3 separate regions of the Homo sapiens genome follow, and regions 2 and 3 are each linked to region 1. The links are chromatin loops, found by intact Hi-C in ENCODE. Cell type or tissue: dorsolateral prefrontal cortex. All regions are shown on one strand.

The links. Peaks named below come from ENCODE experiments on the same cell type or tissue, not always from the same donor. Only the 100,000 strongest peaks of a DNase experiment are listed, where the experiment ranks them.
Region 2: it touches region 1 in a loop (2.8-fold over the local background); 5 of 110 quality-filtered maps call a loop at or near these places.
Region 3: a loop joins it to region 1, with 2.2 times the contacts of the local background. A loop is called at or near these places in 8 of 110 quality-filtered maps.

The regions. Positions count from the first base shown.
Region 1 is chr7:128,536,220-128,538,719 of GRCh38, forward strand. No RefSeq gene overlaps it. Among named protein-coding and RNA genes, the nearest start is that of METTL2B, 61 kb to the left of the region's middle. In dorsolateral prefrontal cortex, a CTCF peak has its summit at 1,487 (motif pointing left); no DNase peak of the experiment used is centred here; H3K27ac peaks cover 629 bases.
Region 2 is chr7:128,879,307-128,881,806 of GRCh38, forward strand. KCP (kielin cysteine rich BMP regulator) reads right to left here. Exons shown (of 40, transcript NM_001366122.1): 31 at 2,320-2,419; 32 at 1,691-1,779; 33 at 1,313-1,415; 34 at 1,080-1,222; 35 at 607-779; 36 at 412-523; 37 at 216-317. Among named protein-coding and RNA genes, the nearest start is that of SPMIP1, 14 kb to the left of the region's middle. In dorsolateral prefrontal cortex, CTCF peaks have their summits at 946 and 1,149; a DNase peak (open chromatin) is centred at 935; H3K4me3 peaks cover 653 bases.
Region 3 is chr7:128,458,073-128,460,572 of GRCh38, forward strand. HILPDA (hypoxia inducible lipid droplet associated) reads left to right here. Exons shown (of 2, transcript NM_013332.4): 2 at 1-346. It also overlaps the pseudogene EFCAB3P1. Among named protein-coding and RNA genes, the nearest start is that of HILPDA, 3.4 kb to the left of the region's middle. RefSeq lists an enhancer at 1,303-1,597. In dorsolateral prefrontal cortex, a CTCF peak has its summit at 1,433 (motif pointing left); a DNase peak (open chromatin) is centred at 1,449; H3K27ac peaks cover 2,031 bases.

The DNA of each region.
Region 1 (2,500 bases):
CATGTTGGCCAGGCTGGTCTTGAACTCCTGACCTCAAATGATCCACCTGCCTCTGCCTCCCAGAGTGTTGGGATTACAGGCATTAGCCACTGCACCCAGCTTTATTTCCAGTTGTTTTTATTCCATTAGTGTTTTTTTTTTTGAGACAGAGTTTTGCTCTGTCGACCAGGCTGGAGTGCAGTAGCACGATCTTGGCCCACTGCAATCTCTGCCTCCCGGGTTCAAGCGATTCTCCTGTCTCAGCCTCCTGAGTAGCTGGCACTACAGGCACCTGCTACCATGCCCAGCTAATTTTTGTATTTTTAGTAGATGGGGTTTCACCATATTGGCCAGGCTGATCTCGAACTCCCGACCTTGTGATGTGCCTGCCTCGGCCTCCCAAAGTGCTGGGATTATAGGCGTGAGCCACTGTGCCCGGCTTAAGTAGTCGTATGTTATTTTGATATTTCCAGTCATGGTAAGTATATTGATTACAATGAATTTGTTATTTGAGGACTAGCAGGAGAGTATTTTTTTTTCCATAACAAAGAAACTTGAAGAAAAAAATTAATTCTGTAGTTTGCAGAGCCGGGAAAAGAAAATCTCCATTTTGTATGACTTTTTTTTTTTTGAGACAGAGTTTCACTCTTGTTGCCCAGGCTGGAGTGCAATGGCGCGATCTCAGCTCACTGCAACCTCCGCCTCCTGGGTTCAAGCAATTCTCGTGCCTCAGCCTCCCCAGTAGCTGGGATTACAGGCACGTGCCACCACGCCCGGCTAATTTTTTGTATTTTTAGTAGAGATGGAGTTTCACCATGTTGGCCAGGCTGGTCTCGAAATCCTGACCTCAGGTGATCCACCCACCTCGGCCTCCCGAAGTGCTGGGATTATAGGTGTGAGCCATCGCGCCCAGCCTTTGTATTACTTCTTTTACCAGTAAGACATTGTACCTCTCAGACTATTGATTTGAAATGGGGGTGTGGAGGGGATGATGATACTGGGAGAAAAGGGTGCTTTTGGAAAAACTCCTCTCCCTGGCTTTGAATTCTCATTTCGGATCATTATTTCCCAATGAGAACATCACCGTGTTAGGGCCAGGCACGGTGGCTCACGCCTGTAATCCCAGCACTTTGGGAGGCTAAGGCAGGCAGATCACGAGGTCAGGAGATCGAGACCATCCTGGCTAACACGGTGAAACCCCATCTCTACTAAAAAATACAAAAAATTAGCCGGGCTTGGTGGCGGGTGCCTGTAGTCCCAGCTACCCGGGAGGCTGAGGCAGGAGAATGGCTGAGCCCGGGAGGCGGGGCTTGCAGTGAGCCTGGGCGACAGAGCAAGGCTCCGTCTCAAAAAACAAAACAAAACAAAAATAGAATATCACTGTGTTGATGACAGCTTTGTTTTTCAAAGATCAAAAAAGATTTCAGCCCCTGCAGCTCCAAATAAGAGAGCAGAGTGACTTCCCTGTGATGGTGCCATCTAGTGGGACTGGTTCAGCCTCTTGGGCTGTCTCTGGAATTTCTTCTAACTATTCATAACATTTTTCAGTACTTTTTGATGTCCATAGAAGGAAGAAAGTCAGTGCCACTGTGGATTCTTTCCTAGTGGACAAGAGTGTTACAAGTAGCTACAGTCTTTGAACTTTCTGGTTGTTGTAAATCTTCTGTTGTATAACTTTCGAGTTTTTTCCACCTGCAAATTAGATATACACTCCATTACTTAGACTAAAACAAAATGGCCAAATCTCCACATCTATTACTTATATTTAACTTGCTCATTGCCTATATTTAGGTTTTTAATTTTTTATTTCTAATTTTCTTGCATAGTGCAAATTTTTAATTTTCTTGCATAGTGTGTTTATAGGTAGGTACTCAGTTTCTCAGCATATTTACTTCAAAATAATGGTAAAACAAAAGTCATTTATTTTGGGGTTTGGGATGCACTATTTGGTTTATGTTTAAAAGAGTGACATTTTCTGTCATGAACTGATGAGGGGAAAGTAGTGTAATGTGCACCCAAAAGTCTATAGCAGGCTCCCTAGTCTAGCTGCCCCTTTTTAGGAGGACCTGGAGCCATCGTCTTAGCAGTTTTGAGGTGATAAGGTTAAACTGGGTTGTGAACCTAGTAATTTTCAGTTTTTTTTTTTTTTTTTTTTTTTTGAGACAGAATCTCACTCTGTCGCCCAGGCTGGAGTGCAGTGGCGCAATCTCTACTCACTGCAAGCTCCACCTCCCAGGTTCACGCCATTCTCCCGCCTCAGCCTCCCGAGTAGCTGGGACTGCAGGTGCCCGCCACCACACCCGGCTAATTTTTTGTATTTTTAGTAGAGATGGGGTTTCACCGTGTTAGCCAGGATGGTCTCGATCTCCTGACCTCGTGATCTGCCAGCCTTGGCCTCCCAAAGTGCTGGGATTACAGGTATGAGCCACTGCACCCTGCTGCTAGTTCTTTATGTCTTGTTGACCTGACATGTGAGCTGTCCTACCTCTTTTTTTTTTTTTTTTTCTTTGAGATGGGGTCT
Region 2 (2,500 bases), 340 kb after region 1:
CGAGATTAGAAATCGGGCTCAGAACTCAGAACTCCTCTGACTGCCTGGGGAGATCTCTGACCCTGATCCACCTCCCCTCACACCCCTGTACCCCACTCCTTGCCTTTTTTGGCTAGGAGGTAGCTGGCATCCCCACCCCCTCTACAGATACAGAGGCCTAAACAGGACTGAAGCTCCCAGCAGGCAGCCCACCCAGACTCGCCCTGGAGCCGCACCTGGAGCCCGGGCTGGGCGTGCAGGATCACAGTGTGTCCTCGCAGCTCCACATACAGCAGCGGCTCCTGCAGGAAGGGCAAGGCCACCGGGTGCCCATCCACCTGGAGGATAAAGGAGGTGGGAGGAGGGGTGATGTCGAGGCACATGGGTGGACAGCACAGGATCCACCTTCCTCCACTCCTCGGCTTTGCTCACCGTGACTGCCCCGTCCTGCAGCAGCCGCACGGCCATGTCTCCCAGCAGCACCGCCACCTCCTGGGTCCAGGCCACACCGCTCCGGCCCCGGTCATCATTGGTCACGTGCACACTGTGGGCAGGAAAGTCCCAGGTGCCAATGGTCAGCAGGGCTGGGTGTAGGGGTTGGGGAGAAGAGAGACAGGGGATGCACACCTGAAGTCCCCGCTGTGGCAGTCCTTGGCCAGCACATAGCTGCAACTGCCCTGGAAGTGCAGCAGGCGGCCGTCGAAGGTGCGGTAATGGGGGTCTCCGAAGGCCATGCAGGAAGCGGGCCGAGGCAGGCAGCGGGGGCAGCAGCTGCCAGGACTCAGGGCAGGGGCCTTGTCCTGCACTCAGCCCCAGACACTGTCAGACACACCGCCCTCCCCGCCATGCCTCTCGCAGACCCTCCCAGAAAACCAAGCATCTCCCAGGAGTCTCCAGGGATCTCCAGGACTCTGGCTCCCAGGCTCCCTGTGAGTGAGGTCAGGGCACCACATCGTGGTCGCACTGGGAACAGCACTGTCCCCAGCTCCCAGCTGGCGGCAGGAGCCCAGCCTCCCTCTCTGATGCCTGGTCACACCAGGATGGCGGTACCATGTGCCCCCACCCTGACCCTCCCCACCATTTTAGATTGCGGCACTCACGGGGCCACACGAGAGCGGTGAGCAGCGCTGGCTCTGGCAACGCACGGTGCCCGCCATGCAGGAGCAGCTGGTGCAGGTGTCCACAGTCCAGCGCTCTCCAGAGGCCACCTCACGGCCCTGGTGCACGCAGGACTGGGTGGGAGCTGAAGGGATAGGAGCTGGGAGGGTCAGCTGCTCCTCCCACATGCCCAGAAGGTCTGGCTTACCCCTCCCCCATCACCCTGGCTGCGCACCTTGGCATCGCTCACAGCAGCTGTCAGCCTGGGGCACCTTCGCCCAGCCATGGGGGCAGGAGAGGGCCTGGCACTCCTCGAGGTGGCACTCCACATGGCCCCGCTGAGGACAGACATCATTGTTCTGGGGTTTTCTGCAGGGCCGGAGTCCCCAGCCTCATGCTTCTGGGGGCCTCTGGGCATGGACTTCTGCCTGCCCCTCCCACAATACATTCTTCACAGTTCAAGAGGGGAATGAAATCCAGCCTTCGGCTCCATGCCCCGGTGCAGGGATGCCCCTGACCCTTAAAGACCCCATATCTGCTGGTGGAGTGTTGGACACTCCTCCCTTTATCCATCTGCGAGATCCTCCACCCTCCCAGGCCCACCCCAGCTCACATGGCAGGTGCAGGCGATGCACGCATTGCTGGGGTCCCGCCAGCTCTCTCCATCTGCCACTCTCCGGCCCTCGGCCTCCACCACACATTCTGAGGGGGGAGACATGGGATGGGCAGGCACTGTCCCTCCTGCTGTATCCTCCCTCCTTGGAGCTTACCCAGCATTTCACGGCAGGAAAGCACCCACTCCGTGTCCCTACCACCCTGATGGTGTTGATTTCTTCAGCCAATATCCACAGGGCCTATTAGACATCAGGCCTCACATCAGAGCTCAGGATGTCTCTAGGGTCCTAGGAGCCCAAAGGGCCAGAGGCTGGAACCCCACTCTGGGCCAGCTGCCCGCTCAGCAGTGCAATGCCCTCTTCATGGGCCTGGGGATCCTGAGCCCCCTGACAGGCATCAGGCCAGACCTTGAGAATCTAGGCTTCATCCCAGCTTCCCCCTGCCTCATGGGTCTCTTCTCCACCTCAAGAACAGCCCCCCTCCATTTCTAGAAAAGAATGAACCCTGCATTCTGTTCTAGAAACCGAGTACAAACCCTGGGCTGCCCGCTTGGCCCATGAATGCCTCCCCTTCCTGTGTTCCCCCTGGGCTCCTCTCTGAGGGTGGAGGCCAAGGCTGGGCACTTACCCCGGCATACGGGGCAGCAGCTCCCAGGGGGAGTGTGGCGCTCTGAGAGGGGACAGCTGAGCTCAGGACAAGCCTGGTGGATGCAGAGCCATGTCAGGTCCTGCCCATGTGAACACAAGAGGTAGAGAATGGCAGATCTCAGGGAGCTGGTGGAGGAGTAAGGCATAGGCAGGATGTGACA
Region 3 (2,500 bases), 78 kb before region 1:
TGGGAGATGGTGATATTTTCAACCCTACTTCCTAAACATCTGTCTGGGGTTCCTTTAGTCTTGAATGTCTTATGCTCAATTATTTGGTGTTGAGCCTCTCTTCCACAAGAGCTCCTCCATGTTTGGATAGCAGTTGAAGAGGTTGTGTGGGTGGGCTGTTGGGAGTGAGGATGGAGTGTTCAGTGCCCATTTCTCATTTTACATTTTAAAGTCGTTCCTCCAACATAGTGTGTATTGGTCTGAAGGGGGTGGTGGGATGCCAAAGCCTGCTCAAGTTATGGACATTGTGGCCACCATGTGGCTTAAATGATTTTTTCTAACTAATAAAGTGGAATATATATTTCTACTGTGTGTCATGTTGACTTCTGCTCTTGAAATTCGTGGTAGGGAGGGTCTTAATTTCTAGACCTGAGGTTTAATTTTAACATCTCAATACTTTGGAGCAGGAAAGTGCTTAAATCACTTTGTTTAAAACATAGTATCAGTAGACTTCTGAATTTGGGGGCAGAGGCAGTTGGGTCTGCCATGTATCAACCAGTTATGTGAGCCTAGGCCACGATTATTGCAGGCCTGTCATGACTAGATCTGTAAAGAAGAAGAAAAATGATCACCACTTCCAGCCCCTCTCCTTGAGTCTCTGGGGCAAAGAGGACTATCAGTCCAGGAGGCTGTGGGCTTTTTCTTTTGTACTCTTCAGCGTGTTTTACTTACCCACCAAAAAGGCTGCTTAATTCAGATTGTTCTCAAAGTCAGTTGGTAAAGTGTCCACACCACACAGATGATTATATCTGCTCTCCCAGATCTAAGCAACTTGGCCTTTACTCAAAAGTTGGAGGGGTTTTTTTTTCTTGTATCCATCACTCTTGTACTTCCTGTCCCACGTACAATTGTATTCACTCCTTTGCCCTTCAGAATATATTTATTTACACTCCCATCTGGGCGTGTGCATCATTTTATTAACTTGACTGACTTTTGCTAAAGCGCAACAATGAAGTACAGTGTCTTCTGTTAAGCCAGTTTTGCTTCCTGAGTGTTCTTAAAATGTCACTACCCTAGAAGCCTGTGGGTTAAGCATCACTTTCATTTATTGCACAGTGGTTGTCACTAGTGTTATTTATCAAGTATTTCCAGTTTCCCACCTTTCGGGTACATGGTAAATTGGTCCCCTTGTGGCTGGCAGGGTTTATATGACTGTTACTTTGTTAGCATAGTACTACTCTCAAAAGTCTATTTGGCTTTTTCTCTGGTTTCAGTTTCATGTGCCAGTAGTTACCCTCTTCTAGTCATATTTCTTATATTTGATATATTTTCTCATTCTCATGCTTCTAATTTGGGGTATTTTTGAACCTTCAATTGGAGAGCCTGCACCTTAAGTCTCTCCTCCAAGTGGCTTAGTTTAATTGAAGTGATCTGTGTGCCACCACCCCCTTGTGGTTGGATGGAGCCATGTCATTAGTTCTGGCCAATGAGCTGTGAGTGGTAGTGGCTTGCGTTAATTCTACGTGAGAGCATTTCAGTGCTGGAGAAACCTGCGAGGACCTCTTTTTCCCTCTGTGCAGTGACCAGCAGTGCTTCCTATGGAACTGTTCATTAGTGTAGGTCCTGGAATGAGGATGCATGGCGCAGGGCCCTTAATCTGTCCAATCTGACTGTGATGTGGGAGAGACTTCTAGACATGTTGCTTTCTCTAGGGTATGTTCTTATATTTCCCATTACCCCCCACCCCCTGCAAAAGGACTGGGCCTGTTTTGGGAAGGTGACTGATACCCGCACTGTAGCACAGGAATTGTGCTACTGATATCTGGGGGTTTTGTTAACTGAAGTGTAACTTAGCTTATCCTGATTGGTACATTGTGTACAGCACCTATTGGATGCCAGGCATCAGCTAATACCTCATCGCTACCTGCCTCAGATGTACACAAGGTATTGGGAGGAAGGCATGTGAACAAATAATGTGTCATGGTTTTGTGATAGAAATACGTATACAGGATAGTGGGTATATAAAGTTATTTGTAGGCAGGAGAGGGGTGTTCAGGAAAAGCTTCTTAGAGGATCTCAATTTTTTAAAAATGCGTAGGTTGTAGGCTGCTGGCCAACTTAGGAAAAGGTGTCTCAGCGGAGGGAACAACGGGAGCAAAGGCATGGAGATGAGCCTATGCACAGCTCATTTAGAAAACTGCAAGTTCAGGCCAGGTGCAGTGCCTCACGCCTGTAATCCCAGCACTTTGGGAGGCCGACGCGGGTGCATCACCTGAGGTCAGGAGTTTGTGACCAGCCTGGCCAACATGGGGAAACTCCATCTCTATTAAAAATACAAAAAATAGCTGGGCGTGGTGGCAGGTGCCTGTAATACCAGCTATTCAGCAGGCTGAGGCAAGAGAATCACTTGAACCTGGGGGTCGGAGGTTGCAGTGAGCCAAGATGCGCCATTGCACTCCAGCCTGGGCAACAAAAGTGAAACTCCATCTCAAAAAAAAGAGAACTGCAAGTACAGGCCAGG